3 separate regions of the Homo sapiens genome follow, and all the other regions are linked to region 3. The links are chromatin loops, found by intact Hi-C in ENCODE. Cell type or tissue: HCT116. All regions are shown on one strand. Each heading gives the region's core, and the rest is flanking DNA. Links, peaks and the distances in the headings are about the cores only. Region 1 holds the start of GPR17 (G protein-coupled receptor 17). Region 2 overlaps CYP27C1 (cytochrome P450 family 27 subfamily C member 1). Region 3 overlaps MAP3K2 (mitogen-activated protein kinase kinase kinase 2).

Region 1 (10,771 bases), core at 3,329-7,328, 330 kb before region 3:
CCCGTGCCCAGGCCCTTCCTGCGTTCCCTTCCTTCTGTCTCCTATACCCGGGTCTTCATGGCCTCTGAGAGAGCTGGATACTCCCACAGAGAAGGTATACGAAATAGGACCAAGTGACACTACACTTCAGACTGGATCTCATCCCTCCTGGCTTAAAACCGCCTCGCCCCCAGCCTGTTCTCCGGACCAACAGGGTCCAGATCCTCAGTAGACACCAGTGGCCCTTTGACAGGTGGCCTCACGGACCTCTCCAGCTTCCACGGGGGCACCTCCCTTTGCACCCCACCATCCCAAAAGGGCCAGTGTCCTCTCTGGCCAGGCCTGGGACCCACTGCTCCAGCCTCAGCCCGGCATGCCCCTGCCTCAGTGCCTCATCCCCTGCTGTCAGGTCCTGACCCAACAAGGGCCTGGGCTGCTCATGGGGATGATAGGTGGTTTGCTTGTCCTCTCTCTGCGACCCCTTTGCAGTTTGAAGGCCGGAAGTACTGCGAACACGACTTCCAAATGCTGTTTGCTCCGTGCTGTGGATCCTGCGGTAAGGCCGGTGACAGTACACATCCTGGGCTGCCTGGGAAGTGGGCAGCAGTGGCGGGGGGCAGGGGGCCGAGGGGGTACACAGAACTGGCCCAGCTCTTTCCTAACTCCCCACCTTGCCTCTCTGAGCGGCAGCCGTCAGGCCCCCTACAGGCATCACCATCCCACGAGGGAGCCCATGGGCCAGGCAGAGAGCAGGCGGAGTGCTAGGTGGACAGGGCTTGGGAGGGTCCGAAGAGGGGACAGGCACGTGCTCCCCAGCCAGCAGGGACCTGTCTTCTTCCAGGTGAGTTCATCATTGGCCGCGTCATCAAGGCCATGAACAACAACTGGCACCCGGGCTGCTTCCGCTGCGAGCTGTGTGATGTGGAGCTGGCTGACCTGGGCTTTGTGAAGAATGCCGGCAGGTGAGGTGGCCGTGTTGGGCCAGAGAGGACTGGGCCACAGCCCTTCCTGGCACACCTGCCACCTCTCCTGTGTGCTACCCACTTGCTGAGGGCGCAGAAGGGTCCCGGTGCTGCAGCCTGCACTGATGTAGCTGCCCTCCCTCCAGGTCACCCCGGGGCGGATAGTCCAGCTCCCAGTTTACAGGGCCCCACGCTCAGCGAGCTCCTGGCAGCCTCTCGGGAGCCATGAGAAATCCTCACACTCTGCCACCCCCCTGGCCACCCCATCTACTGACCCCACCTGTCCACCTTCTCCTGCCTGTACCTGTGCAGCTCAGTGTGGCTGGAGGGAGATGCCCACATTTACTCTAAATTGAGGGCCACAAACCTCATGGGTACTCCAGAAGTTCCCACCTTCTGCGAACCCTTGGTCTCTCATCCTCCCTTCCCAAGCACTGTCCCTATAGCAGGTGGCCTTGTCTCCCACCTCCCCTGGCCCTAGCTCTGAGATCCCGTGCAGCCCGGCCTCTGTCTGTGAGCCCTGTTCATCCCCACACTTTCTCCAGGGCTTGCTTCTCCACGCCACTCTCTCGTCCTTTCTGAAGGACTGGGCTGGGGAGCTGGGTTAAAAACACTGCTGGGCCTTCCTCCCCGGCTTCTCCCAGCACACCCGCTGCCCCTCGCGTGTGCTACCCTGGCCTCATCTGCCCAGGGACCCACACCTCCTCTTGACCCCTCAGCAGCCCTCACCACAGCTGCTGAGGTGCAGAAACGCCCCCCTTCTGGCACCCGGGACCCTGAGTTCCTGTGGTTCTGCCCGCCCCCACAGCTGCACCTGCTCACTCCCCTCCTCTGAGTCACCTTTCTCCCTGTCTCTCCATGGGGAGTCGTCTGGGGCTCCGTGCCCGGCCCTCATGGCTGCCCTTGCAGACAGAATCCTAGAGCCCTAAATGGCACATGTGTCTGGAGAATTCCAGGCTCCACTTCAGGCCTCTCTCTCGCTGTCCTCAGCTGCCCACATGTCACCTCCACTTGGTGTCCACCAGGCATCCCAAACGCAATGAGGCACAAGCAGTTTGGGATTCTCCTCCACTGACCACCAAGGCTGCCTCTGCATGCGTCCCCTGTATCAGTGAGAGGCAGCGCCGACCCCCAGAGGCCCCAGCCATGCTTCCCCTGCCACACTCTCTCTGTCCGGGCACTCTGCTCCCTCCCGCAGCTCCTCCGAGATGCTTCCCCGACACTACCGAGCTCTTGTCCGTGTGCTGCCCGTGAGAGAGGCACGTGGCCTGGGGCCTGGCGTCCGGCCCACTGTCCTCGGAGCTGGGCGGTGCCTGGCATTGAGCAGCTTGTCTAAATGAAGGGCTGAGGGGCAGACGGTGCAGTGCAGGGGCCGAGGGACAGCACCAGGAGCTCGTGCTGACCAGCAACGTCGCCGACAGGGTGTGTGGAGCGAGCCCAATCTCCTTCCTGAGCCAAGGTTTGCACAGGGCCACTGCCCCAAGGGCTGGTTGGGGAAATCTGAAAGATGCTGGAAACGTTTTGGAAAGTCAAACATGCTACAAAAGCATGTTGCCGTAAGGACGGTGCAGGGTGGCAGCTAGAGTGAGGAATGAGGGCCCCTACTTGGCCCTCCCAGCCCCACAGTGCAGAACCTCAGAATCTGGGCAGATGTGCTGTGAGCTGCCAGAGCCCCAGCAAGAGAGCCCACGAGGCTGCCTCTGCCACTGTACCACCACTTCACCATTCTTGGGTCAGAGAAGTTCTGGGAAACGCTTCATGTTGACCAAACATAACAACCTGTGTAGTCTTAAAGCTACAGTTATATTTATGGTCCGTACAAACAAATACAAAAAAGGACATGTTAGGGAAATATCTGCACACTAGCAAGGGAAATAGCTCAGGCGGAGAGAGGCCTCTCTGGAGGAAGTGGGTCTGGGTCAGTGGGAGGCAGGTGCACAGCCCAGCCCTGGCCTGAGCTGAGCTCCCGTGACTGCACATGCTTGTCCAGGACTGGGAGGCCTGGGAGCCTGTCAAAGAGCTCTGGGGGTTGCAGGCTTGTGCGTGGGGTTACAGCAGGAGAGATCCAGAATCCAGAGCTGTGCTGAGTCCCTGCAGGCCGTGAGTGCTGACGTCCGCTGGCAACCAGCCTGAAATGTGTGGCCTGTGTCTCTTCAACTCAGGCAGTGTGTGTCTGGCAGAGGCACTACAGAGGGGACTCAGAGTACCTTGCACTGCAAAGGAGTATTGAGACTCCCTCCCCGTCCCCACCAGGACTCCCAGGTCCCTCTTCTGGGTCATTTGCAGCCTGCCTTCAGGGTCTTTCTGCTGAGCCTCGCCGATGAGCGATTCTGTAGCGGGAAGGAGGCTGGGAGCCTAGCGGGAAAGAAAGGCCTCCATTGTTCAGGGGTTGTTCTTCCGGCCTCCTCTCTCCCTGCCACAGATGAAGTCGTTGAGTGTCTAGGAGCCATTGTAGCCATCACAAGCCCCTGCAGAGGGGTGGCCGATGGATCCCCTTTGTCAGTTCTTCCTTTTTATGGGTTGAGACTAGGCGATCTAGAGAAATGGTGGGCATCTGCTGAGATTTCAGGTTGCTTGCTGGGGAGGTGGCTGGGGAAAGGGCAGATGCCTCTTGCTGGGTCTGCTGAGTCCTAAACAGTCTGCGCTCGGCCTGGACGGCGCCCCCCGCTCACAGCTCTGACTTGGCACTCAGCGAGCTCTCGTTGGTTTTCCCTTCGAAGCTGGGGGGCGGGCCCTTGAGCCTTTTGCCACAGAGCAAGTTGCACAGGGCGTGGCGGAACTTCTCAGCCACGAAGAAATACATGATGGGGTCGAGTGCCCCGTTGAGGCTGGTGAGGCAGGAGGTGATGCGGTTTGCCAGGGCCAGGATGCGCTGGGTGGCGCAGGAGGCCCCATGGCTGCGGTAGTGCAGCACGTAGACGGAGCGGTTGACGTGGTAGGGCACGAAGCAGACCAGGAAGATGGCCAGCACTATGGCGATCATGCGCACTGCCTTGGTCTTGAGGCGCTTCTCCACACGCAGGCCCTGCCGCAGGCTGCGGATGATCAGCAGGTAGCAGGTGACCGTGGTGATGAACGGGAAGGTGAAGGCCACTGCCAGGGACACCAGGGCATGGTGGGAGGCCTTCTCCCGGTACAGCTGCAGGCAGACCACCGTGTGGTTGGTCTGCACGGTCTGTGGGCTCACCAGCAGCGGGGCCATGGCCACAGCCACCACCACCCACAGGAAGGCACAGGCCAGGTGTGCGTAGAGGGGCCTGCGGAGCTTGAGGGACTTGACCGGGTGCACAATGGCCAGGAAACGGTCGGCGCTGATGCAGGTGAGGAAGTAGATGCTGGCGTACATGTTGAGGTAGAAGAGGAAGCCGGTGAGACGGCATGCGATTTCCCCAAATGGCCAGTGGTTCCCAGAGAAGTGGTAGACCAGGCGGGTGGGCAGGACCAGCACGCACGACAAGTCGGCCACGGCCAGATGCATCAGGAACACGTTGGCCGGGGTCCCGGACTTGTGGTCTCGGATGAAAAGCCACAGAGCCAGGGTATTGCCAACTAAAGCCAGGATAAAATCCAGAAGGTAGAAGGAGGCGAACAGCATGTTCTCCAGTGGCGTCTCCTGGCCACATTGCTCTGCCGTGGCCAGGGAGAAGTTGGTGATCAGACCTGGGGGAGCCACTTCAAGGCCATTCATGCTTTGGCTGGAGTCAGAGCCTGGAGGGAACAAGCAAACAGTTCACAATGAGCTTGCGATCTAGGCAGCTTCACGCTCTCTGAAGTCCAGAAGTCAGGCCTCCAATGCCTTCAGAACCTCCCACTTTCAAGCTCAGCACCGCCCACGGGGCTGCTGAGGGGACCTCCTTGTCCATTTGGTGTGCGTGAGCGTCAGAGGCATTCTGAACTTCAGCACAAGGCAAACGCAGAACCAGGGCTTGGAATTTCGCCGCTATGCAGCTGCACCCCTGCCACCCAGGAGATCTGAGGCTCCTCAGAGCTGGGAGGACCGGGTCAGTGCCATGGCGGGGAATGGGACGTGAGCCTTGCCTGGGTGAGGCTCTGGGTTTTCTGTTCTGCCTCTGAGGTGTGCTGTCTGAGTGACAGGGGTGGTGAGGGGCGGGGGCAGTGTGTCTCCGGGATTCCAGCTCCTCCTCAGCCCAAGCCTTGGCAGGTGAGTTCTGTTCATCCTGAGTGCCTGGACCCTCCCTGACCCACCTGCCCACAGGTGCAGTGGCCGGGGTGTCACCGCTTTCTGCTTCCCCTGACCATGGCTTGCCCCTGGCACTTAGGAGGGTGCCCCCAGGATGGCAGCAAGGGCTGTACCCTGGGACGTCAGAGGTCTACTCTTTTTACCCACCTGAGAGTTTCAGCATCTCTCTTGGGGGCTTTCTGGATCCAGCCCACCAACTCCGTTTGGACATCCTGACAGGTGGGGAGACCTGTGTTTAGGAGAAGCCTGTGCCTGGGTATCAGGCCAGCTGGGAGTATTTTCTCTCCCAGAGTAGATCCACCACCAGGGGGCAGCATCTCTTCCAGGAGGGGAAGACCCATTTTACCCAGCGTCAGAGACACTGGCCAGCGCTGTTGAGGACGGATCTGCAGCCCCAGAGAGGCCTGGAGGCCTCGTGGCTTGCCCACGTTTGAAGGCCAAGTGCAGAGCCCTGTGACAGTCCTGGGTAACAAGTCATGTCCGTCTGGTGAACCCTGGGTCTGGATAGGGTGCTCCCCACCCTCAGCAGAGAAACCCACTCTTGTTTTGATTTTAGTCAACTCAGAAGATTGAAGAAGGAGAGTGAGGGTCCCAAACACTCTGCCTCCCCAACCCAGGCCTGCGAGTGGCAGTGTGGGCAGGCGGTGGGGCCAGAGCAGCCCGCAGCCCGGAACCAGGGCAGGACAGCGCACCTGGCCTGCCTTTGAATTGGGGTCACCAGCGGGCTTCGGCCAGGTGGGTGCTGATGATGGCACAGCTTCTGGGGCTCCTCTGGGCACCTGGCTTCCCAGTATCCACCATCCCCACCCTGCACAGCCAGGCTGAAGCAGAGGCTGGAGAGAGGTTTGCATAAGAGAAGCTGGCATCCTGCCTGTGCCCATTGTGGCAGCAGGAGGGGAGGAGGCACGGGCCACAGCCCTGGCAGGGTCCTCATCCTGGGCGAGCCTGGCTCTGCACCGAACAGCCGGGGTCCTGCCTGCAGCAAATTCACTCTGCACATTTCTCCCTGCCCTTCCTTCCTTCCTTCCTTCCTTCCTTCCTTCCTTCCTTCCTTCCTACCTTCCTCTCTCTCTCACTTCGCTTTGCTTGTTTGCTTGCTTTTCTTTATTTTCCTTTTTTCTTTTCTTTTTTCTTTTTTTCTTTTCTTTTTCCTTCCTTCCTTCCTTTCTTCTTTTCTCTTTCTTTCTTTTTCTTTCTTTCCTCCCTCCCTCCCCTTCCTCCCCTCCCCTCCCTCCCCTCCCCTCCCTCCCCTCCCCCCCTCCCCTCCCCTCCCCTCCCTCTCTTTTTTCTTTTTTTCTTTCTCTTTTTCAAGGTCTCCCTCTGTCACCCAGGCTGGAGTGCAGTGGTGCAATCAGCTCACTGCAGCCTCAACCTCCAGGGCTCAAGTGATCCTCCCACCTCAACCTCCTGAATAGCTGGGACTACAGGCGCACACCACCACACCCGGCTAATTTTTGTATTTTTTGGTAGAGACGGTTTTGCCATGTTGCCCAGGCTGGTCTCAAACTCCTGGGCTCAAGTGATCCTCTCTCCTTGGCCTCCCAAAGTGCTCCTTGGCCTCCCAAAGTGCTGGGATTACAGGCATGAGTCACTGCGCCCAGCCCCTCTCCTCTTACTGATTCCACAGGGCTGTCTCAGGATGCTGGTGGCACGGGGCAGAGAGGGCATGGTGACTGTTCATGGACACAGCAGCCCCTCGAGGAGGAGGCTGGAGCCATCCTCATATGGAGGAGAAGCAGGCATGGTGGTGGCCCTAGCCCTAGGGAAGGGTGGGCCGCACCCTTCCTTCAGGAGAGCGAGTGGCCAGCTGCTGTGGCCCTCACATGGAGGGTGAGGGCTGGCCCGAGCACCTGGCCATCAATGTCCTCAAGCAAAGGGGAGGGCAACTACCTAATAATATTACCTTTTAGCTATTTCTCTAGGCAGGTTCCCCTACCTGAAAAGATTGCCCCCGGCTTCAGAGTGTTTCAAGATGCCTGAAGTTCTAACACCAGAGATGGTTTCCTGCTGCTTCCAGGAACAGGGTCTGTTCTTAGTCCAATGTGGAGTTCCTCATGGGGACCCCATTCCCCAGGAATCCAGGTTCCACAGTACTCTGACTTGGTCTGGCTGGTCTCGGCTGGCACTTTCCCTAGGACTGCTAAAACCACGGTGAGGGCGGAGAGCTGAGGGCCGAAGAAGGCGGGGTGAGTGATGCTTGGGAGAGGGAGACAGGCTTGGCTGAAGCCCTGGGGAAGGGCTGAGGGCTGTGAAGGGGGCTGTGGAGGAGAGGTAAAAGGAGGGAGGAACACAGCCCTTGACAGGGCCTGTGAGGCAGGGGAGAACAGGGAGCAGGTACCGGTGGGACGGTGGCAGGGGAGGGGGGCCCATGACTTTGAGGGTGTCGTGTTGCATGTGCTGGGGGTGAGGACCCGGAGACTGGAGGAACAGGGCTCCAGGGCAGACGCATGGGCAAGCAGAGAGGACAGCCCATGGTAGATGGGAGGGGCACACAGGTGTGCTGTTTTCAGGTTGGCAGGAGAGGAGGAAGGTGTGTGCGGGGAGGCCCTGGAGACTGGAAGAGGAGAGGGGGCCCAGTGAGTGAGGGGCCCTTGTTAGAACCTGGGGGTGGGAAGGGGCCAAGGTGGGTGCCCTCCACCCCAGGCTGTCCCTCAGGCCTGTGCTGTGCCCCACAGTGCAGGCATCACCTGGCCCCACGAGAGAGCAGCTCATAGGTACGACTGACCACTCTGCCTGGCATGGTGGGGGCCTGCCTGTGCTGGCTCAAACCAGTTTTAGCCCCATGTTGCAGGTTAGGGAGTCAAGGCTGAGTGTCTGCTAACTTGTCTTAGGTCACTTGACCAGGGGACATTGGCCCTGGAGCTGGAAGTGAGACCGGGGAAACGGTCTCACTCCCTGGAAGACCGCCAGGGTGGGGAGTGTGACTCAGTCTCAGAGTTTGCCATGGAGTTGTCTCCCAGGCTCAGCACCCCCTCCTGGCCCTGGGGCCACTCCCTCATTTTAGGGGCCCATGTATGAAATGAGAATGTGCAGCCCCTTGCTCAAAAAGGAAGAGTTTCAGGACAGTGACGGCAGAGTGTTACTGGGCTCAGGGCCCTGAGTGACGGCAGGGGTGGCATATCTCATGGCACCAGGTGGGCCTGTGGTGCCTCCTGCCTCCAGCCCGGGGGCCTCAGCCTGGGCACTGCCCTCCACTTCCTGCCCGGGCCGAAGGGCGTGCCCCTCGCTCTCTCTGGGACTGAGACTCCATTTTAAACAGCTTTCTGGTTGGTTTCAGGTTTGCTGAGGTTTCTTCTCCCTTTCTGTCCCCCGTTTGAGGAGTTCTGATACTGATTGTTGCAGTTTGGTCTGAGATGGGCCCCGCTTCACTCTCTGTTGCCCTTTAGAAACACAAACTTCAGTCTAGACTCGCTGGTTCCTCACGACTCACTGGTCAGACGGCCACCGAGCCGGTGTCCGTAAGAGGAAAGGGCGTGGCATGGGCCGGGGCCTGGGCAGTGTTGGGTCCCGTGGCTGTGGGTGAGTCGAGCATCTAGGACAGGTCATAGGCCTCTGTGGAGGTGGCAGGTGGGCATGTGTGGCCTCGGGGAGGGCCTGTGGTGGCAGCGCCATGGCCAGGTGGTGGCAGTTTCCTTTGCATTAGCGCCACTCCATCCCTGGCCCGAGCCCTCTCCCAGGCATCTGGCTCCTCTATGGGTCAAGGCTGCCTAATGGTTAGGGGCAGCGGTGCTGTCATTGCAGCCTGGACTGCCGGCAAGCCACTTCCCCTCTGCAAGCCCCCATCAGAGGGACGAAACACCGCTTTGTGGGCTGCTGTGAATTCAGACTGTGGTCAGCCTTCGATGCACAGGTCAGACCATCACCAAAGAGATGGGACGAGACAGGCTGCTGCCTGTCTCCCTGGGCAGGGCTCCCCGCTGAGTGTTTCCTCTGCTTAGCCCTGGGCTCCCAGTCCACCCCACCCAGCCTGCCCCTTACCTCTAGCTGCTGGTCCGGGAGGAAGGGACAGGGGTCTGCGGGGCAGCAGGTGATCTCCGCCCGTGGGTGTCGGTGGTGGCAGGGGGCTCCTTGCCGCTGTGGGTGGAACGCTGGCTATTTAAGGAGAGGAAGGGAGACCACAGCCCCTCTGGCCCTGAAAGGCTGCTTCATTCCTGAGGGGTCCCTTGTTGTGTCGGGCTGCTCCTCTGGCTGCTGCTGCTGCTGCCACCGGAGCGTGAATATTCTAGTGTGTCCCTAGCCCATGCCCCCCGCCCCCAGCTTGGCCACATAGTCTGAGTGTGTGACTGTCTCAGAGACTCAGAGCAGGCGGGGGCTGGGTGGGGGGCTTGGGCTGGAGCTGAGGGACACAACAGGACGTTTCAGAAGGGGATGATTTCCTACTGATGGGGGGCAGGGAGGGGCCGGCTGTCATGGCAACAGGCGGCGCTCCCAGGCCTGCGCCCGCAGACGGCGGAGGGGGCCTGTGAACGGAGGGTGGGAGGCCGAGGAGTCTTGCTCACGGAGTGAGAGGCGACTCTTTGAGGACACTTGCTGTAGGGTCCTTGTGTCCTGCCCTGTATAATGAGGCCCCATTTGGGCACACAGAATAAATCATGGCCTTTATCTGGAGCGAGGAACAGCTGCAGGAGCCTCATAATGGGGCGCTGTCCTGTCCGTGAGGATGCGGCTCAGCTCAGAGGCCGGGTGCTCGCCGGTGCAGCTCCCCTTCTGCACGGAAGCCCATGAATCTGACCGCTGGCCTGGGGCTCCTCCCTGGGGTGGCTCCGGGCTGGGGTGCCTTTGAATGCTGCCGGCGGCCGCCTCTGAGACTGAGTGAACAAAGTTCATTTCTCTCTGTCTTTCTGAAAATGATACATCCAGCAACATGGGAAACCAAATCACCCTTCCTGGTTTCAAAAGACTTTACATTTTGTTGTTTAAACATTGAAAACTGTATGTATGTGGCTAGCATTTAAGGGGCAGTGTCTTAAATTTGTCTCTTCACATCACCCTGTGCAGCTGGGATTATTGCCCCATTTTACAGACAAGGAAACTGAGGCTCAGGCAAATGAAGAAACTCACCCATCAACAAACAGTAGGAAGCAACAGAGCCAGGATTTGAACCCAAGCACATGTCACTCCAGAACTTAGGCTCCGTGTGTGTGTGTGTTTTGTTTTTCTGCTGCATTTTGAATTTAGAATTCTTAGATTTGATCCTAATTCAACCTGAAAAAGAATTCTGAAGGCCACCTTTAGATCTGATGCTGTGATCTGGTCTGTTGAGAAGCTGTTTCCCATCTGGACTTCCTTCAAGAGAGATGGGCTTCCCAGTTTGTCTGGCCTGAGAGCCAGCTGGGTGTGAGGTGTCTGAGCCGGGGCGCAGGTCTCTTTCCTGTTGTGCCCGCAGGCGGCTGTCTGGAAGAACTGGCCCAGGCTGGTTGGAAAGGTGGTGGCTTGAAGCTAACCACCCTGAGCAGGGCATTTCTGGGCTCACAGACCTTCTGTTATTGGGGTGATCACTGTCGATGGCTTCAAGGGCATTGACCGTGGTGATGGAGTTTTGAGGCGTTGAGCTGATTCCTGCATCTTTGAGACAGAAATAATTCCTCGTGGGTTGAGTGTTGTCCTGACGCTCAGGAGGAGTCACCAG
Region 2 (10,771 bases), core at 2,795-6,794, 130 kb after region 3:
CGGTGATTGTCCCCTCCCCAGGGCTCATCATTTCAGACCTGTGCTCCAGATCTGTCCCAGGGTCCTCCTCTGCAGCCTTAGCCAAGCTACTTAAACTCTCAGAGTCTTCGAATTTCCTCCAGAGAGTGGGCTTCTTCATCTGTGCCTCCCAGGGCTGTGGGGCTCCTTAGGTGAAGCAGCAACAGCACCACCTGTCAGCCCTAAATGCCAGCACCCTGCAGTTCAGGATGCAGAGAAATCCTCAGAGGGACGATGCCTCATTCATGAAAGGCACCTGGACCACGTTTGAAAGTTGCATTTATGGCCCAACATTGCCTGTTGGTATGGTAAATAATCTAGAAGAGGGTTTTCAAATTCTCTTTCCTGTCTAGGAGTGGCCACCATCCTTTATGAGAGTCGTTTGGGCTGCCTGGAAAACAGCATCCCACAGCTGACTGTGGAATACATCGAGGCCCTGGAGCTCATGTTTAGCATGTTCAAGACCTCCATGTATGCAGGCGCCATCCCCAGATGGCTTCGCCCCTTCATCCCAAAGCCCTGGCGGGAATTCTGCAGGTCCTGGGATGGACTCTTCAAATTCAGTAAGAGAAGAATTGAGAGCACCTTTTGCAGAAGCAGGTTGACCTGCCGTGTTGTGTGTCTAACTCTCATCCAGACAATGGGTGACCATAGCAGAGGATGCCTAGATGTAGTCACGTGTTAGTTTTTGGACCCATAACTTTTGGATTTTTTTTTTTTTTGAGACGGAGTCTGGCTCTGTCGCCCATGCTGGAGTGCAGTGGTGTGATCTCAGCTCACTGCAACCTCTGCCTCCTAGGTTCAAGTGATTATCATGCCTCAGCCTCCTGAGTAGCTGCGATTACAGGCACCTGCCACCATGCCTGGCTAATTATTTTGTATTTTTAGTAGAGATGGGGTTTCACCATGTTGGCCAGGCTGGTCTTGAATTCCTGACCTCAGGTGATCACCCACCTTGACCTCCTAAAGTGCTGGGATTACAAGTGTGAGCCACCACGCCTGGCCATGGATTTGTTTTTCAAAGAAGCAAAAAGCATGTGGGTTGTGACTACAGGTAACATGATCAGTTTTTTCATTTTAAAATAATTTTTATTTTCACTAGCATGCTAGCAGGGACAGGTACAAGTAAATGTCCATGCAAGATGATGTCTTTACTCCAAATAAATTGGTCAGTGCTTAAAATGTAGAGTTTCAGGTCCACGCACATTCATTTGAATGTGACAATTTTTGTTCAAATCCAAGGTGAGATTACAAAGAGATTTGTTTTCTTATGTGACTAAAATTTTTACTATAAAAGCATTGCCAAAAATAAAGAAATTATTTTCAAAATGCTTAGAACAATGTTCTAGAGCAATGCTAACACTGAATAAAGTGTTTCATGGTGTCTTTTCAAGATCAATATTTAGGCTGGGTGCAGTGGCTCACGCCTGTAATCCCAGCACTTTGGGAGGCCGAGGTGGGAGGATCACCTGAGGTCAGTAGTTAAAGACCAGCCTGGCCAACATGGCGAAACTGCGTCTCTACTAAAAATACAAAAATTAGCTGGGCGTGGTGGCGCGTGCCTGTAATTCCAGCTACTTGGGAGGCTGAGGCAGGAGAATGGCTTGAACCCGGGAGGCGGAGGTTGCAGTGAGCCGAGATCCTGCCACTGCACTCCAGCCTGGGCCACAGAGCGAGCCTCTGTCTTAAGGAAACAACAACAACCACAACATTTATTTGAATATAGAAGTCCTGAAGTCTGTGCTGTATGGTAACATCCCAGATAATAATGTGTGGCCTTTTCCCCTCCACTCATTTTCTCTTCTGAAAGTGTGGTAGAAAAAAATAAAAGAGTTTGCATTTTGTTACTCATATTATATAAATAATTTATTTGGCTATTGGATTAGTAAAGCAAACATCTGCAAATATCCTACAGCTTATTTTTAAAAAGGAAGATACGTTTAGCTTGTCTTTTAACTTTTCATTCATTTACATAAGCAAGTGTATGAGTGAAACTCCCAGGTTGACGTTAGATAAATTGGGTTTCCTTACCCTCTGTCACCTGCCACTGGTTTAGTTAAGCTACTGGGAGGACAGAGGGCTTTGAGACTGAAAAGATGATTCTCAACCCAAACTCCTTTCAAAAGAAATACTGTTTTCAAACAGGCCAAATTCATGTTGACAACAAGTTGAGGGACATACAGTACCAAATGGACCGAGGCCGGAGGGTGAGCGGGGGACTTCTCACATACCTCTTCCTTAGCCAGGCTCTGACGCTGCAGGAGATCTACGCCAACGTGACTGAGATGCTGCTGGCCGGCGTCGACACGGTGAGTCTGGGGGTCCTGTTCTCAGCAAGCAACACACGATAACCCCTTCCTCATCACCTCATGGACGTTGTCTACTTTTTTGGAGCGGGAGGATGGAGTTTTACTCTATTGCCCAGGCTGGAGTGCAATGGCATGGTCTCGGCTCACTGCAACCTCTGCCTCTCAGGTTCAAGTGATTCTCTTGCCTCAGCCTCCAGAGTAGCTGGGATTACAGGCGCCCGCCACCACTTCCAGCTAATGTTTTGTACTTTTAGTAGCAACGGGGGTTTCACCATGTTGGCCAGGCTGGTCTCGAACTCCCGGCCTCAGGTGATCCACCCGCCTTGGCCTCCCAAAGTGCTGGGATTACAGGCATGAGCCACTGCGACTGGCCGTTGTCTACTTTTAAGGCAGATTTGTTTAGCACACTGTTCATGTTTGTACTAGGCCTGCTGCACTGCTGGGGGGCTCCAGGAGGAGAAAACTCTGTGTATGCAGTCACGCCTCACTTAATGATGCAGATTTGTTCTGAGAAATGCGTTGTTGGGTGGTCCTGTCATTGCGTGAACATCTTAGAGTGTATTTACACAAACCTAGATGGTAGCCTACCACATACCTAGGCTGCACGGTAGAGCCTATTACTCCTAGGCTACACAACTGTACGGAATGTTACTGTACTGAATACTGTGGGCAGCTGGAACACAGTGGTAAGTATGTGTGTATCTAACATACTTAAACATTGGCAAGCTACAGTACAAATGTGGCTTTATAATCTTATGGGATCACCATTGTATATTGGGTCCATCATTGACCAAAACATCACTATACGATGCATGATTGTATATTAAATGTAAGGTGCATAATGATTTCTGTGAAAAGCATAACCAAAATTCCATTAGCACACACACAAAATGATAATAAATGTTTAAAGTTTACAAATCATTCCTGATTTGTAAACATTTTGTCATTGTTTCATAATTTCATACATGAAGAGGGTACAGACATTAAAAACCTTATTAGTTATCATTTAAAATATTCCAGGCCATGGAATTTATTTATAAAGCCAAGAATTCATTTCATTCACTCCCCAATTTGTTCTATAAAGCCAACATAACTTCAAAACCAAAACCTGCTAAAGAGAGTGTAAAGAAAGTAAACTAAAGCAGTTTGGTTGATGAGTGCGTGTGTGTGTGTGTGTGTGTGTGTGTGTATCAACAAATTCCCTGTGAATGGAGCCCAGTAGCATGGCAGATCAATGATACACTGGGACCAGGGAGGGTTCATATCAGAATGAGACAGAGCACTGCCCATTAACCTGGGGGGAACCCACAGGCTATCCGATGGGAAAGGAAGAGGCAGACCAGCATGTATACTGTGTCCTGTGAGTAAGATGCAGCGGCACCGCCCCCTCCCGGCTGTGTGCATCTGCACATCTGTCCGTGACTGTGCGAACACAGAGCAGCGCGTGGAGGGAACACACTAGATAGTTAACATGGGTTTTTGGCTGGCTGGGGGTGGCATGGTCCGGGGGGAATAAGGAGCCAAGTTCCTTTCAAAAGCACATGTGTAATATGATACAATTAATAGGATACGTGTGAAAATGATCGCCGTGTAGGTACAGGTGAAAGCAGTTGTAAAATTTGCTAAAAGGAAATGGCAAAACAGGGAGGAGCTAGGCTGATGCTTTCAGTGGGTGGAAGATAATGAAATTTCTGGCTGGAAACTGGGGAAGCTGCGGGCTGGGGTGCTGCTGGTGGTCGGGTGGAAAGAGAGAATTAAGATTGCGTGACGCTTCGCTGTTTCCAAAGCATTGCACGCACACCCTGCCTGTCTCACAGCTTCCTCTAAGGTAGGAGTCATTGACTTCATTAACAGGTGGGGAAACTAAACAACCAAGCCCATCATCTCAAAGCTTTTCCTTTGCACGGGTGCTTCCCGGCCTTGAATAAGGCACGCCCCGCACAGACCTACATCTTAAAGGGGCAAAAAAGCCTCAAGGCTTTATTTTTATTGTAATATCACTTAAGCATGTAAAAGCGAAAAACAAAACAAAACAAAACAAAAACAAACCCACACAGCATAAACTCCTTATTCTTTTGGATTTTGTGCAACAATAAAACAAAAAGTATATGAACTAAATGCAAACTAAATGATGCAATCAATGAGAATTCTAATTAACTACCTGAATGTGATGGTGTGGATTCGCTCAAATTAAGACACCACTTGAAAGGTGAAGAAATCAATGAATGGCTTCGTCGCTGAGCTTGTGCCTCCTGTCCCCTGGTGGTAACTAAGAACATCACAATGAGGTGGCATTCAGAAGGAAGCTGTTCCTTTTAGCATCCTACAATAGAAGCCAGGGAACAAATTCTTACAACTTCATACTGATTTTTAAAAATTAGTATGATTTTATTGCGGTATAACTTATGCATAGTCAACTCCATTTAAACTGCATAATGCGATACAGATTTTTGACAGATGGAATCATTTATGAAACCACTGCCACATTTTTCTAAACATTGATGAGAATGGAATCATATAGCATGCTGTCTTTTCCATCTGGCTTCCTGCACTCAGAAGAATGACTCAGGTTCATTCATGTGGTGGCATAGAACAGTAATTGATTCTTTTTTATTACTAAGTAGTATTCCATTGTATGGATATACCACATTTTTTCCATAAAAATGTGATCTAAATAGAAATTTTCTATTCTCTTGATAGGAAGCATCTAAGTAATCTTTTATAATTTATAAGACCTTGCACATTATATTATATATACAAGAGGGCTGCCCTCTAAAACACGTGATATCTTCTACAAGAAAATGATATCAATATTGCCTGCTTAAATTAGTTTTTTTTTTTTGGTGAAAGAGAAAGGCCTTTATACTGTGGCATTTCCTTGTTTACTAGAGAGTGAAATGTAGTCCCATAGATGATACTATTGATTTTAGCGAAAATCTTGGGACCTACGAGAATAAAACAATTATTTTCAATAAGTAGAAAGGTTTGAGAAGAGGTATAAAAAATGACATGGCTGACCGGGCGTGGTGGCTCACGCCTGTAATCCCAGCACTTTGGGAGACCCGAGGTGGGCAGATCACAAGGTCAGGAGTTCCAGACCATCCTGGCTAACAGTGAAATCCTGTCTCTCCTAAAAATACAAAAAATTAGCCGGGCGTGGTGGTGAGCGCCTGTAGTCCCAGCTACTCGGGAGGCTGAGGCAGGAGAATGGCATGAACCCGGGAGGCAGAGCTTGCAGTGAGCCGAGATCGCGTCACTGCATTCCAGCCTGGGCGACAGAGCGAGACTCCGTCTCAAAAAAAAAAAAAAAGACACTGCTTTGCATAGACGAGTTATTGACTTGCTCTGTGTGGACCTTACTTGATGAAGGCAGGACACGATGGCTAACTAGTGATCTCCTGTGCACTCCAATCTCTAGATTAGGGCAGCCAGAGTGGGCCGGGCCCAGCATCCTGGGGATGCCGGGGGGCAGCCTGAGGCCCTTTCTGGCACACACCGAGCAAGCCCTGCAAAGAAGGTCACACAAAGTCCCAGCAGATCCTCCAGGCTCCACGGCATCCCTGACATATTGCTCTTCAGTGATTAAAAAAAGCTCCAGGATCATTTTTCCTGTGGCTCTTCATGACAGGAGCACATGAATCATAGAGTCAATGTCACTTGCCAAATACGTTCAGTTATTTATTTATTTATTTATTTGCCATGAATTAAGGAAACAGTCTTTCGTTTTTAGTAAGACATTAGGTGCTATATGGAATTGGATGAGTTTGACTTTGTGCTGTGTGTATTCCCAGGGGACTTCCTACCTGCCACCGCCTCTGTTTCAGTCCCTGGTGTTACTCACTGCCTGCCTGTGTCTGCCACTTTCTCTCCTTAGACGTCCTTCACCTTGTCTTGGACTGTGTACCTCCTGGCAAGGCACCCAGAAGTGCAGCAGACGGTGTACCGGGAGATTGTGAAGAATTTAGGGGAAAGGCATGTTCCAACTGCAGCTGATGTCCCCAAGGTCCCGCTGGTCAGAGCTCTCCTTAAGGAAACCCTGAGGTAAAAGGCTCGCCAGAATCCGTCAACAAACTGTGTCCCTTAGGTCCCTGGTTCTCTATCACAACAAGTCCTCCAAATGCCCCCCCGGCTGACCTGTTCAGGATGAGGATGTTCGTGACTGTTATTTTTTCTCTGCTCTTGTCAGAATAGCAGAAAGACCATTCTGTTTTATGGGTCGACATAATCCTTGTTCTCTGTAAAGATCTTTGGGCCAGGCACAGTGGCTCACGCCTGTAATCCCAGCACTTTGGGAGGCCAAGGCAGATTACCTGAGGTCAGGAGTTCAAGAGCAGCCTGGCCAACATGGTGAAACTGCGTCTCTACTAAAAATACAAAAATTAGCAGGGCGTGGTGGTAGGCACCTGTAGTCCCAGCTACTTGGGAGGCTGGGGCAAGAGAATCGCTTGAAGTTAGGTGATGGAGCCAAGATTGCACCAGTGCACTCCAGCCTGGGCAACAGAGCGAGGCTCTGTCTCAAAAAAAAAAAAAAAAGAAAAAAGATCTTTGGAGCAGTCATTGAATATTGTCCCTGCTTTAGCCAATTGGCTTACTGGGGGTTTCCCAAAATGTTCCTGGGTCAATGGCCTTTGACTTTGTTCCTCTGAAGATAACACGAAACAAGATCGATTTGTTAGGAAAATAGTTTGACCTGTTCAGCTGATTTGCAGACCTGGATACAAACCTCATGGTTCTTGAGTGAATGTTCTCATCTGGGTTTAGACGCCACCCAGTGAGGCTCAATTACTCCCAGACAGGGCTTTCCTGACAAACAGAAAAGCCGGAGGGATGTGGGTTGTCCTGGGTTGAGGGGATGGTTTGGGTAGGAGGTGGGATTAGGGACGGATTACATCCCTTCCCCCAAACACGGCATCCTCTGTGAGGAAATGCTGCGACAAAAAGCAAAGCTTGTTTTCTGCAGTATATACTAAAGAATTCTTTCAAAGCTGACTTGATAATGACCGTCAACCTATATAGCATGCTGTTGAACCTCAAAATTAAAAAAAAAGAAGCAGCTGGCTGTGGGGTTTATTGGTATTTGTCAATTAAAGTTTTATTCAGGGTTTTCTGAGATAATCCGATCGCCGAAGTATCTTTTCTCCAAATGCATTTCATGGGGCCTTAAGTCCTATGAACTATTCCTTGATAAAGTGGTCCCGTGGTCACATAAAATATTAGAAACTTGGAATTTCCCTCCTGGGAACACAATGGCATGTGAAAGGCTTGGCTTTGTGTTTTGCAAATGTTTTGCTTTGGGAGTCTTTTCCACATTCCTCAGAATACTCGCTGGTAAAGCAAGCCAACAAAGAAGCAGCAAAGGTCCTTGCAAAATGTTTCAGTTGAAAATGTACCATGTGTTACTTTTTAAGAATTTTTAATGGAAATGGGAATATATCCAGGGTTCTGAACGTTCAATAAAATACTGTGAAAGTCACCACGCCATTCCCGTCCCCGCTGGCTCTTTTCCAGGCTGTTTCCAGTGCTGCCAGGGAACGGCCGGGTCACCCAGGAAGACCTGGTTATTGGCGGGTATCTGATTCCGAAAGGCGTGAGTTTGGGGCCATGGGGGTGGCCAGGCCTTGCGGGTCGGGGTTGAATTGGAATCTGCTTCTACCTTCAGGAAGTCTTTGTCCCTAAGCAGAGATCAATAGGTTTCCTTTTCTTTTGCATGTATTTTAAGATGAAGATGGGGTGTTGGGAGAAAGGAAGGGAATGGTGTGATCTCACTGCTCTGGAAACTTACTGCTCACCAGCAAGGCAGCCCATGCTCCTTGGCCTGCTCCCCAGGCCGTGTGGAAGTGGCCAGTCACCGCTGGGAGTCTCTGAAGGGCTCGACGGTCTTCTCAGTGGCTGCAGTGACATTTGGGGTGCAGTGTGGAGTGGGAAGGGGGGAGCGGCTGCCATCCTGGGTGTGAGTGGACCCGGGCGGCCCCCAGGCGGGAGCACCCCGGGAGACTGTCCGGCTAGGGCTCTGGGCCCTGCCCTGCTCTTGAGTGATTCTGCCCCTTTTCCCTTTTCTGTCATCCCTGATTTCCTCAGACCCAGCTGGCCCTTTGCCACTATGCCACATCGTACCAGGATGAGAACTTCCCTCGGGCCAAGGAGTTCCGGCCTGAGCGCTGGCTGCGGAAAGGAGACTTAGATAGAGTTGACAATTTTGGATCCATCCCCTTTGGTCATGGGGTTCGCAGCTGCATAGGGCGGAGAATTGCAGAACTGGAGATTCACCTCGTCGTGATCCAGGTAGGGCGTGGAGGCCAAACGTTGGCCTTTGGGTTCGGCCTCTTTCTACTGGGCACAACAGGATAAAGACTTCCAGGTTGAAAAGCAAAGACGGTTTTGGAAACTTAAGATCAAGAGCCGTCAGGCACTGTGGCTCACACCTGTGGTCCCAGCTACTCAGGAGGCTGAGGCGGGAGGCTCACTTGAACCCAGGAGTTCAAGGCTGCAGTGAGCCGTGATCACACCACGGCACTCCAGCCTGGGCGACAGAGTGAGACCCTATCCAAAAATAAGAGCTCTGCATGATATCCTTTGAAAATGCCTCCCCATCTCCCGTGCCCACCCTGTCCTCCAACCGCGTGGCTACACTCTGAGAAACCCTGGAGGTCTAAGCGAGGCCCTGTGGGGATTGGGGACCCCGCCTCCACCTCTAGTGGCCGTGTCTGCAGTTAGGAGCTGGCCTCTCAGGCACCGTCAGCAGCAGCCCCCCCCCCCGGGAAAGGCACAGTGGTGCTCTTGCTGGTCTCCTTTGTTTAACTGACCCAACCATTTACACAGAGCAGTGGTTCTCAAGCTTCTTAGGTTGTGAAACATCAGGAAGCCCTGGGTGTTGTTACAGAACACCTTACATGTGAAGATACATAATTCTGGGTTTGCACCGTATCTGGATTCAGGCTATAGCAGGAACTAAATAACACCTGAAGGAAATTTTATAAAAGTAAAGTCAATGGCGGAGAAAATTCCACCCATTAGCCTCTCCTGCAAGTTGGAGAAGACTGTTTCAGCGACGGGAAACCTTGGCCCGAAGTTTGGGAGCTCCATCGTTGCCTGAACATTTGGAGAATGTGGGGAGTGCCTGGTGACCTCATCTCCCCATTTTACTGATGAGGAAACCGAGGCTCAGAAAGCAACAGCCACTTACCAAGTCCCACAGTGGCAGGTGCAGGGCAGGATCCAGGTGTCTTGACTTTTCCCCTACAAGTCATGCAGGTGCCCCCTCCAGGCTCACTGGGAGACCGGAGCTGGGCAGAAGGGAGAGTAAGGGACCAGGGAAGCCTGGTTGGCTGGGAGGAGGGGTAGAGGGATTCTGGATGGTCAGGCTCAGGGTGGGCACCAGAGCTGGAGAAGGTAAGGGTCTACTGCCCAGGGAGGAGGCACAGAACGAGGTGTGGGGAGAACCCCCACTGGCTCAGGGCTGGCTCTGGAGGCACAGGTGGCCCATGAGACTCTGCTGGGGTGGGGCTGGTGGGACCAAGTGGCCATCCCACCTTTGTGTGGATGTGGCCGCTGCCCCTGTCCCTGGGAGTATGTGAGTGGCAGCTCGATGTGTAGGGGGAGCTCAGGGCAAGCTGGCTTCACCCTCAGTTCTGCCACTTGCTGGCTCCGGGACCTTGGCAGGTTTCTCAGCCACCTGAGCTGAGCCTGTCACGTCATTTACAAAAGGGGCCAAATCCCTGCCTGATAGGTGTGTGAGGAGTAAAAACAGTCCACGTACAGAGTCTGTGCCCAAGAAGTGGAAGCTGTTCTCATCTTCTGAGCCCTGCACTAAGTCTGCTGTGGGGAGTGTTTTCAGGAAGGTCTCAGCTCCCTAAAATGCTGCTGTGCCTCCCGCAGCCACTGCACCCTCCCGAAGGGCATCGGTGAGTTGGGAGGGATGCTTGTTGCCCCCAGGCTCTGGCTGCCTGAAGAACCGGGGTAGACACCTGAGCAAGAGGCCAGCGGTGAAATGGTATTTGGAGCTCGTGATGGGGTCTTGTTTGCTGCTGTCAACATATGAATATAACTGCTAAAGTTTTTGCTTAAAAAGTCCTCATTTCTACCTGGGCAAGTGTAGAAAGGGAGCATCACGGTTTTTATTTTATTTTATTATTTTTTTTGAGTCTTGCTCTGTCGCCAGGCTAGAGTGCAGTGGTGCAATCGGCTCACTGCAACCTCCGCCTCCTGGGGTCATGCAATTCTCCTGCCTCAGCCTCTGGAGTAGCTGAGATTACAGGTGCCCATCACCACGCCCAGCTAATTTTTGTATTTTTAAGTAGAGATGGGGATTCATCATGTTGGCCAGGCTGGTCCCGAACTATTGACCTCAAGTGATCCACCTGCCTTGGCCTCCCAAAGTGCTGGGATTACAGGTGTGAGCCACTGTGCCTGGCCCATGATTTTTTTTTTTTTTTTTCAGAGTCTCA
Region 3 (10,771 bases), core at 4,247-8,246:
TGGCAGCTGTCCTCCATGGCAGGTGCTCAGGATGTTGGTATGTTGAAGAGCACACCAGCTGAGAGTGCAAATTTGTGGTTACTATTGAAAAAAGAACTGAGTTTCATCTATACAGAAGAAAAGTAGTACCTTTATTTCATATGGTCTTTGTCTGTACTTCTTCATTCTTTTTAGGGGCGAACATACTATAACTTAAATTTAGCAATATTATGGAAATATCCTAGAAAATTAATCTTTAAATGTTATTTTCTAGAAGAATGTAATGATTAATAAAGAAAAATTTAAAAACATACATGTTCATTCTAAGATTTTAGTGGCGGTAGAATGAGGAGGGCAAAACAATATACACATACACATTCAGACTTTCATCATAGTAACAAATCAAAGAGCAAGGTATTTTGACATTTGTAATTCCTTAGTAGTGGAGATGCTCATGGAAGAACTTGACCTGGTGAGATAGCTGCATGGTTCCTTATGTTTGTTTTTAGTTGGTAATTCCATTAACTACTCAAGATGACTTGGACAAAGCTGTGGAACTGCTGGATCGTAGTATTCATATGAAGAGCCTCAAGATATTACTTGTAATAAATGGAAGTACACAGGTATGATTTGGGATATTTTTTTCAGTAAGAATTATAGGACTTAGGCTTGTAAAAGTTAACATATGAAACATAATTATATTCTATAATCATTGCAATATTTTCATTATGATTAAATGTAAACTTACATCCTTTAATTACTATACTTTAATATCCTTACTCCTCAAAAACCACAGTCATAGTTATAAATAAGTATAATATGTTGTACATACGAAGCTAATAGAAACTGACAACTTAGAATTATGTTAGAATTAAAATTTCAAAGAGTAGAGGATTTGATTAAGGCTCACAAACAATATAAAATGTTTTGTACTTGGTAGGGGAGAGGATTCTGTTTAAAGCCCCAAGGAGGAAGAATAGCATTAACTGTCTTTTCTCCTTTGTAGGCTACTAATTTAGAACCATTGCCATCACTAGAAGATTTGGATAATACAGTATTTGGAGCAGAGAGGAAAAAACGGCTATCTATAATAGGTAAGAAACTAGTGTCTGAATTATGAAATGAATGATTTCTCAATTTCTTCTCCATCCTTTAATGTAGTGTGGCACCTAAACATATTCCTGATAAATAATATTTTATTTCTCTACTTCCTATAATTTAATTTAAATACACTCTAATATTTGACGTCCCTTGGAAATTCAAGTTTACAGGATTAGTAATCTCCAATTTAAATTCTTTATTTATATACTCAGGGTATTTTAATGTTAACAAATTCAAATAAAACTTTAAAGAGGTTTTAGGCTGGGCGCGGTAGCTCATGCCTGTAATCCCAGCACTTTGGGAGGCCAAGGCGGGCAGATCACAAGGTCAAGAGATCGAGACCATCCTAGCCAACATGGTGAAACCCCATCTCTACTAAAATTACAAAAATTAGCTGGGCGTGGTGGTGCATGCCTGTAGTCCCAGCTACTCAGGAGGCTGAGGCAAGAGGATTGCTTGAACCCGGGAGGCGGAGGTTGCAGTGAGCCGAGATTGTGCCACTGCACTCCAGCCTGGCGACAAAGCAAGACTCCATCTCAAAAAAAAAGGTTTTAATTGTACAAATAGAATGGAGGAAAAAAATTAAAAGAAGTAATTATAATGTATTAAAATTAATAGAGTGTAAATTCACAAGCCTTTCTCTAGGGTTTTAGTGATTGCCAAGAATGCTCTCAAAATAAAGATACTAAGAATTTTTATATTATGCTTTATTATTACTTTATTAGTATTCATTTTCATTTGCCATTAATTTATTGTTATAATTAAGATTATGATATAAAGAAATAAAGATCTTGCATGCTGTAGTTTAAGGAGGCTTTATTCGTGCAACATGAGTTTGACACAGGTACTCTCAACTCCCCATTCTGTCTGTTCTTCAATTTGTATAAAACATTGATAATCTACATTTTTATTTGATAAAAGCATTAACATTGTTTCAAAAAACCGCTGGTATAAATGTTCTTTGAGAGAGGGCAGTGAGTATGGCCATTAAAGATGGCATGAAAACATGTATGAGGGGCGGATTTAAAAGAGAAAAGTTAAAGAGGAGGAAAAACAAATGTGGTTGGGAATCTAAAAAAGATTGGTAACAGAAGAGGATTGTTGATAATCAAAGAAAAAATTGAATTGGCATGTGGACCATCAAAAAAATAGACATTATTCATGTTCTCTTTTGGTCCCCAGAAGAAGCTATTTTATGACCATTCTCTTCGAAGTGTCTGTCTTAAATAAGTCCTACTTTGGGTTTCAGGAATGCAGAAATGCGAGCAGCAGAGGTGATACACAAGCAAAATACAAATGGCTTGTCTTTTGCATTCAGATATATTTCGATATAGTTTTAAAATTTGGTGAAAGAACATTTGAAACACCCAAATTCAAATTCCAGCTCTCTGATGAACCTGAGACCAGTAAATGTGTCTTCATCTTTAAATCATGGGATTGTTGTAGCATTAAATTGAGAGAACACTTGTACATTTTACTTTTCAAACTAGAAAGCTTATTGTACATTTATACATTTTGTACATTGTACAAAGCTCAGATGTTCATTGTACATTTCTTTCTTTATCCCCATTTCTTATCACATTACGGTACTTGTCATTTTTTAAAAAATTGCTAATTCACTTTATTTTATTTATTTTTTGAGACAGAGTCTCACTCCGTCACCCAGGCTGGAGTACAGTGGCGCGGTCTCAGCTAACTGTAACCGCTGCCTCCTGGGTTCAAGTGATTCTCCTGCCTCAGCCTCCTGAATAACTGAGATTACAGGCGCCCGCCACCATGCCTGGCTAATTTTTATATTTTTAGTAGAGATGGGGTTTCAGCCTGTTAGCCAGATTGGTCTCGAACTCCTGACCTCATGTGATCCACCCACCTTGGCCTCCCAGAGTGCTGGGATTACAGGCGTGAGCCACAGTGCCCAGCTCTAATTCACTTTAGTTGCATTAGACAAAACAAGCTAAATGTACTAGTTAAATTGACATTTTAAATATATTTTGAATTAAAATTACACTGAATACCTCAGTCTTATTCTAATAAATATTCTTGTTTGACGTCAGTGCCAGCATAAGAAGAAATTGGAAATCATAAAGTATAGAATTAGTGGTCTTTTATTGGCACTGCTTTAAACTTGGAATGGCTTTGCTAGATATGACCATTATCTATTTTTCTTATATGTTGGCAGTTATTCTTTTTAATTGTTTTTATAAAAGGGAGATGGAGGAAAAACTCCTTTAGGTTAGGAGTGTATGCTGATAAACAGGTCTCAACCAAGAGTGCGTTGGCATACGCATTACTGTGAAAAAGGGTTGTCAAATAAGGAGACAAAATTTTCATAGCTTTTTTTTTTTTTTGGTCCTATCTCCTTTTAGTAATTGACTATATTGATCTTTTGTAAGCACGGGTATATGGAAGGAATAAAAATATTAGGGACCAGTATTATTGTGGCTACAGTTGTTATGAAGCCTAAATCAATCCTGACTCAAATTGAGCTCCTAATCATTTTACAGACAAGTGTAGACAGTACTCTCTTTTATGCACATGTCTTGGTAATAATTTTGCTTTCTTTTTCCTCCCTGTCTCACTAACAAATGCTTGCATATACTCACAATGACTCCTTTACATAAGGCTAAAATGTTTTTTGCTTTAAATTGGACCAGAACTTAAATGCTCACATAGTTTAATTTCAAAAAACTATGAGGAAAGGTGAGACACTGTACTAATAAATATAGCATCATTTCCACAGAACCAAGTAAAATAGAGTGGGTTATTGTCTCATAAGAAATGTGATTACTTAAATAAACTGTCTTAATGCCAGAAATCTATATTGTATTATCATCCTATCAGCAGTCAGAATACCATCCTACCTAGTGAGTATAAATGAATATTATGGTGAGGTTAATAATTATGATAGGGTGGGAATTTACAAAGGTTATAAAGCCATTTGAAGATTTACAAATGAATGTTCTGATAAGTTTTAATAAAAATTGAATTTTCTTTTGCTGAAATTATTAATGATATAATTCAGAAATATAGCCTATTTAAAACAAAACTTGATTCCCTTGCCTATAATTATAAATTACATTATTTTTCTTCCTTGAGGTCCTACTAGTAGAGATAGAAGTTCTCCTCCCCCAGGTTACATTCCAGATGAATTACACCAGGTTGCCCGGAATGGGTCATTCACTAGTATCAACAGTGAAGGAGAGTTCATTCCAGAGAGCATGGACCAAGTAAGCAAAAGTTTGATTTTTTAAATTTAATTTAAAGAGATGTTGTCAGGGTCAGTGTGATTTGGCACGTAACTGGGTGTGTGTGTGTATTATCTCTTCTCTAATTACATATCTTCTTAACTGAACAAAATAGAAAAAATATAGGAAAATGCCCATTAATTTACATGTGCCTGTATAAAGAAAGCTGGAATACAGCTGGTTTTATATTGCTCAATAAGTGAATGAATGAGAGTGAGTGAATGATAATGCATTTGCTTTGTAATTTAACAGCCAGATTTTTTTTTTAAACATTTGAAAGATAGAATGAAACTACAAATATTTACCTTTGTGAAACTGAGGTTTGTGAACTTTCTGAAACATTTAAAAAATACTTCAATTTTATAGTATTAAAATGTTTTCATGGAGTTGCTGTTATTCCCTTAACATTGCATTGCATCGCATTATATGTTCACACTATTATAGTAGTTTACATTTTCTAATAATGTAATAGTCATAGTGTCATTAGTCTCAGTTTGGGTGGGGCCATTGTTCAGTTTTCAGTAAGCAAAATAGTGTGAAATATTGTAGCTTTTAATTATTTAGTCAATAGTCTATAGAGAAAGAATATTTTTCTCTTAGGAAATTTTGAAGTCGTGGCTTGCTTACAAGGGACATTTGAAAATGAGTAACTCTGGAGAGTGACCACTATTGAGTATGGAATTGTTCTAAAATTGTGAGTGAGGGTTGCACAACTCTCAGTATTCTAAAAGCCTTGACTTGTATACTTTAAATGGGTGAATTTTATGTTACATGAAGTATGTCTAATTAAGGCAGGTTTTTTTAATAAGCAACTTTTGGTTATATCAAATTGAATCATGGTGGAACTCCTTTTTTTCCTAGATGCTGGATCCATTATCTTTAAGCAGCCCTGAAAATTCTGGCTCAGGAAGTTGTCCATCACTTGATAGTCCTTTGGATGGGTAATGTTTATCGTAGTTTTTGGAGGGTTTATTTGTTTATTTGAGACAGAGTTTTGCTGTCACCCAGGCTGGAGCGCAGTGGCGTGAATGCGGCTTACTGCAGCCTTGACCTCCTTGGCTCCATCAGTCCTCCCACCTCTGACCCCCGAGGAACTAGGACCAAAGGCATTTGCTATTAATACCACATCTGGCTATTTTGTTTGTATTATTTGTAGAGATGGGGGTCTCACTTTGTTACCCAGGCTGATCTTGAACTCCTGGGCTCAAGCGAACCTCCTGCCTTGGTCTCCTAAAGCGCTGGGATTACACACATGAGCCACCATGCTCAGCTTACTGTAGTTTTCTTTTTTAATAGATATGAGTAAATATTCATACAGATAGAATGTTGAATTATCAGTAACTTTTTTGTGCTACATTCAGAGGAATAGAATTGGTACTTGTGTATGATGACGGCAGATGAATTTTTGCACAGTGTGGATAAATCCCTTTACCTCATGGGACTCAGTATCTTTGTTAGTTAAAAGGAAATCTGATTATAATAGTTTGAGTATTCCTGCTTGTCAAAATTGTGTGTTTGAAGGCAAATCAAATTTAGAATTTATGTACATTTACTTTTAAAACTGTGTTTATGAAAAGTGCTATCAACTTTTACATTAATATGTTTGGTTTTGGAAATTTCCTGAGTTATTTCACCTGTTCAGGATTATGTTCATTCTGGCACCAGATTAGAAATAATTTAAATTCTTGGAAATTGTAGCCCACTGTGTCACATTGGTACATGTAGGCAAAAATTTAAGTACTTTTGTGAAAAAGCTGTTCAGGAATATGAGCAGGATAAAGTTGCAAAATGTGAATTTTTTGTTACACGTGCTCCCCCTCCTGGTCTCAATAGGACAGTATTCTTGGTAATCCTCTCTGGAATTGCTTTATGAAAGCAAATTCTGAAAAAAATAACTAATATTGCGTGGGAATGCACATTTAAGTTTCTTTTATCCATGTATATGAAATTTCTGTCTGTGTCAATGTCTATCTTAAGGTAGACATTTAAGAAATTCAGGGAAGTAGTAACGAGAAAGCTATATATTTGAGTACTTACCATTTGCAAAACACTATCCTGGATACCTTACTTATGTACACTTGAATAGTTGGAAATTATCTTTTTTGTTGATGCAGAAGGGTGATTTGCCAAGGTTACATAGTTAAGTGGCAGAGCTTGGATTGAAACACAGTGCTTAGAAACACCTAATGATTCCAAAATACGTCATTCTTCCACTGTACTGTAAGGTTAATTTTAAGTCATGCTCTTTGCCTACATGTACCAAGTAAGTGTAGTTTTTCTTTTTTAGGTATGCTAACCTTTCAAAGTGAGCTCCTTTACACAAACACATACAGAGAGGCACAGATAGATATAGATATTGCTCAAAGATTTTCTTTTTAATGTCTTACGTTCTTTCTGTAAACTTAATGTGATGTTTTTTCTTTATAGAGAGAGCTATCCAAAATCACGAATGCCTAGGGCTCAGAGCTACCCAGATAATCATCAGGAATTTTCAGGTTAGACTTTATAAATTCTAAATGTTTAAATGTTTATGTCATTGGATAATGTTTTGGCTGGGAGGGAGAGGGGGGATTTTTGAAAAGTCAAATAAAGATTTATAAATGTGCTTTTCATCATTAGAAATATTTAACTTTTTTTTTTAAATAAAAGATAACCATCTTATATGTCTTAACAGACTATGATAACCCTATCTTTGAGAAATTTGGAAAAGGAGGAACATATCCAAGAAGGTATCATGTTTCATATCATCATCAAGAGTATAATGATGGTAAGTTTCTAGCAATTAGACCACAAGAATAGTTAAAAAATCTCAACAACAAAAATAAATACAAAAATTTTTTAAAACCTCATATTTGTGTTAATACCATTAGAAAAATATGAGGAATTGTGTTATAACAAAAGTATAATGGGCATTTTGGCTTTATGACAACTTATAAGACTTGGTTATCCCTTAAAAGAAAATGAATAATTTTTTGTTTTAAGAGACAAGGTTTTGTTGCCCAGGCGGGAGTGCTGTGGCATGATCTTAGCTCACTGTAACTTTAAATTCCTGGGCTCAAGTGATCTTCCTGCCTTGGCTTCCTGAGTTCAGGTGTGTGCCATTACAGGCATTTGCCATCACACCCAGCTAATTAAAAAATTTTTTTTGTAGAGACAGTGTCCCACCATGTTGCCCAGGCTGGTCTTGAAGTCTTGGGCTCAAGCGGTCCTCCTGCCTCAGCCTCCCAAAGTGCTGGGATTACAGGTGTGAGCCACTGCACTTGGCCAAGAAGGAGTAATTTTCTTTCTTTCTTTTTTTTTTTTCCCCTGAGACAGAGTCTCACTCTGTTCTGTCACCCAGGCTGGAGTGCAGTGGCATGATCTCTGCTCACTGCACCCTCCACCTCCTGGGTTCAAGCGATTCTCACCTGGCTAATTTTTGTATTTTTAGTAGAGATGGGGTTTTGCCATGTTGGCCAGGCTGGTCTCAAAACTCCTGATCTCCAGTGATCCACTTGCCTTGGCCTCCCAAAGTGCTAGGATTACAGGCGTGAGCCACCGTGCCCGGCCTAATTTTTGTATTTTTAGTAGAGATGGGGTTTTGCCATGTTGCCCAGGCTGGTCTCGAACTCCTGGGCTCAAGTGATCTGCCTGCCTTGGCCTCCCAAAGTGCTGGGATTACAGGCATGAGCCACTGCACCCATCCAAAAGGAGTAACTTTTAAATGATATTAGAAAATTACTCTTTGATGATGAGATTGATACTTACATCATCCCTTTAAGAAAAAAAATTACTGGCCAGGTGCGGTGGCTCATGCCTGTAATCCCAGCACTTTGGGAGGCCGAGGCGGGTGGATCACCTGAGGTCAGGAGTATGAGACCAGCCTGGCCAACGTGATGAAACCCCGTCTCTACTAAAAATACAAAAAATTAGCTGGGCATGGTGGTGGGCGCCTGTAATCCCAGCTACTTGGGAGGCTGAGACAGGAGAATCGCTTGAACCCTGGAGGCGGAGGTTGCAGTGAGCCGAGATTGTACCACTGCACTCCAGCCTGGGCAACAAGAGTGAAACTCCATCTCAAAAAGAAAAGAAAAAAATTACTACCTGTGAACTTCTGCATCTTTGTTTTAGATTTTAAAATCATTATTGGAAATGAGAGTAAATTTTTTTCCTCCTTTTTATCCAGAAGTGAGGAGGTTCCTTTTTAAGATGTGTGTGTGTATGTTTCTGTGTGCACACTCATACATGTTTTATCATAAGAGATTATTTGAATTTGTATTCAGATCCTGTTTATTTTTTCCCACCCAATCATTCCTATTTGAGTTTCTTAGCCTAGTCACAGGACAAATTTCTATTCTCTACATTACAAATTTTAAATACTTTAAAAGTATAACATATTAATAAAAGGTATAAGGTCATTCTCTTTTCATTTTTTAGGTCGTAAAACTTTTCCAAGAGCTAGAAGGACCCAGGGGACCAGCTTACGGTCTCCTGTGAGTTTCAGTCCTACTGATCATTCCTTAAGCACTAGTAGTGGAAGCAGTATCTTTACCCCAGAGTATGATGATAGTCGAATAAGAAGAAGGGGAAGTGACATAGACAATCCTACTTTGACCGTAATGGACATCAGCCCACCCAGCCGTTGTAAGTAATAGAACTTGGTATAGTGAAATGTAGAGCAGAATCTTTGCAGAATTTTATATTATTAAAAGGAATAAATACTAAGTGAGTTTTTGGGGTCAGATGAACTACTCAAAAAAGGTAATAATGGTGTTTCTAAAGGTGGTTGGAATGTCAGGTATAAGCATGGTATCACTGCTAATTACTTTAGATAATTCTGTTCTTCACTTGTATTAGGAAAATTATTACCAACTAGTCATTCTTTATCCATGCATTCCACATATCCTTGTTGAATGCCTACCACTGAGATTTCAAACATAATCTCCAAGACATAATCTAATGGGATAGATGATACATGGAGAAATAATTATTGTATAGCATTTAAATGTGAGTAGAAATCACCAGCTGAGGAGATAATGTGCAAGAGGCCATAACATCATCTAAAAATGGGGAATAGTTCAATTTTTGGCTGATGTGGGAGTATCTTACTTGAAATAGTGGGAATAGGCCTACAGTGGTAACTCAGGCTGGATTGCAAAGCATTCAGACCTTACTGTGTAAGCAGTGCATACAAAGATTCATGTTCAAAGATGTTTATTGCAGCACTATTTGCATACTCTGAATTCCTTTTTGTGTGCTAGTGTGTCATAGTTTACTTTTATATCCATATTGACCCCATGCTATATTGCTGTTATTTTTGCTTTAGACAGCTATCTTTTGAAGTGATTAAAAATAAGAGAAAAATGTCTTTTATATATATCTTCAGTCTATTCATTTTTATAGATCTTTGTATATATCCAAAATCTGTATAAACAAAGACAGATCCAAGATCTATTGGGTATCAAATTCCTTCTGCCTGAAAAACTGCATTTTAACCTTTCTTGTAATATAGGCATGCTGGTACTGAGTTCATTCTGCTTTTGTTTGTTTGAAAAAAGTCTATTTCTCCTTCATTTTTGAAACAGGATCTCACTCTGTCACTCAGGCTGTGGTGCAATCTCAACTCATTGCAACCTCTGCCTTCTGGGCTCAAGCAATCCTCCCACTTCAAACTCCCAAGTATCTGGCACTACAGGCATGCACCACCATGCCCAGATAATTTTTGTATTTTTTGTAGAGAGTGGGTTTTGCTGTGTTGCCCAGGCTGGTCTTGAACTCTTGGGCTTAAGCTGATTCACCTGCCTCAACCTCCCAAAGTGCTGGGATTACAGGTGTGAGCCACTGCACCTGGCCTTTCTAGCACTTTAAAGCTATTGTCCCATTGTCTTCTGGCTTATATACTTCCTGAAGAGAAATCTGCTATAATTCTTATCTTTGTTCCTCCATATGTAATATGCTTTCTTCCCCCACAGCTGCCCCAGCTGCTTTCAAGATTTTGTCTTTGATTTTCTACAGTGTGAATATGACGTGTCTAGGTATATTTGTGTAGGGTTCCCAGCTGGTGTTCTTTCAGTTTATTATATTTATAGTTTGTCTGTGAAAAGTTCTCAGTTGTTACCTCTCCAAGTATTTTTTCTGTCTCATTCTTCCTTTTTCTTTTGGGATTCCTATTACCTATACACTAGACTATTTGATACTGTCTCATACCTCTGTTGTCTCTCTCTCTCCCTCCCTCTCCCTTTCTCCCTGTCTCCCTCTCTCCCCCACCATTGATCTATTTTCAGGTTCACTGATTCTTTCCTCAGCCTTGTTGCATCTATTTATGATCCTGTTGAAGGAATTCTTAACTTCTGTCATTGTTTTTCATTTCATGCATTTTCATGTGACTCATTCCTGTAGTTTCCATCGCTCTGTTCACCATCTGTTCATGCATGTTGTCTACCTTTTCCATTAGAACCTTTAACATG

What was found. Hi-C counts contacts between places; a loop is a spot of excess contacts. Peaks named below come from ENCODE experiments on the same cell type or tissue, not always from the same donor. Only the 100,000 strongest peaks of a DNase experiment are listed, where the experiment ranks them.
Region 1: it touches region 3 in a loop (2.4-fold over the local background); 7 of 110 quality-filtered maps call a loop at or near these places.
Region 2: it touches region 3 in a loop (9-fold over the local background); 7 of 110 quality-filtered maps call a loop at or near these places.

The regions. Positions count from the first base shown.
Region 1 is chr2:127,644,594-127,655,364 of GRCh38, reverse strand. LIMS2 (LIM zinc finger domain containing 2) reads left to right here. Exons shown (of 10, transcript NM_001161403.3): 3 at 469-535; 4 at 821-941. GPR17 (G protein-coupled receptor 17) reads right to left here and starts at 9,212. Exons shown (of 2, transcript NM_001161417.2): 1 at 9,121-9,212; 2 at 2,726-4,649. The coding sequence starts at 4,629. The coding sequence ends at 3,610. RefSeq lists enhancers at 2,899-2,978, 3,498-4,223, 4,224-4,951, 5,357-5,651, 5,678-6,405 and 1 more. In HCT116, for the core only: a CTCF peak has its summit at 5,449 (motif pointing right); a DNase peak (open chromatin) is centred at 5,464.
Region 2 is chr2:127,190,932-127,201,702 of GRCh38, reverse strand. It overlaps CYP27C1 (cytochrome P450 family 27 subfamily C member 1), which reads left to right. Exons shown (of 9, transcript NM_001367502.1): 4 at 372-581; 5 at 2,164-2,327; 6 at 6,202-6,368; 7 at 7,836-7,914; 8 at 8,406-8,609. Among named protein-coding and RNA genes, the nearest start is that of CYP27C1, 24 kb to the left of the region's middle. RefSeq lists a silencer at 4,456-4,750. In HCT116, for the core only: CTCF peaks have their summits at 3,714 (motif pointing left) and 4,589 (motif pointing left); DNase peaks (open chromatin) are centred at 3,692 and 4,582; H3K4me3 peaks cover 1,148 bases.
Region 3 is chr2:127,320,223-127,330,993 of GRCh38, reverse strand. MAP3K2 (mitogen-activated protein kinase kinase kinase 2) reads left to right here. Exons shown (of 17, transcript NM_001371910.2): 6 at 489-602; 7 at 986-1,073; 8 at 4,177-4,307; 9 at 5,187-5,266; 10 at 6,753-6,820; 11 at 7,000-7,092; 12 at 8,742-8,948. Among named protein-coding and RNA genes, the nearest start is that of ERCC3, 31 kb to the right of the region's middle. In HCT116, for the core only: a CTCF peak has its summit at 6,136 (motif pointing left); a DNase peak (open chromatin) is centred at 6,168.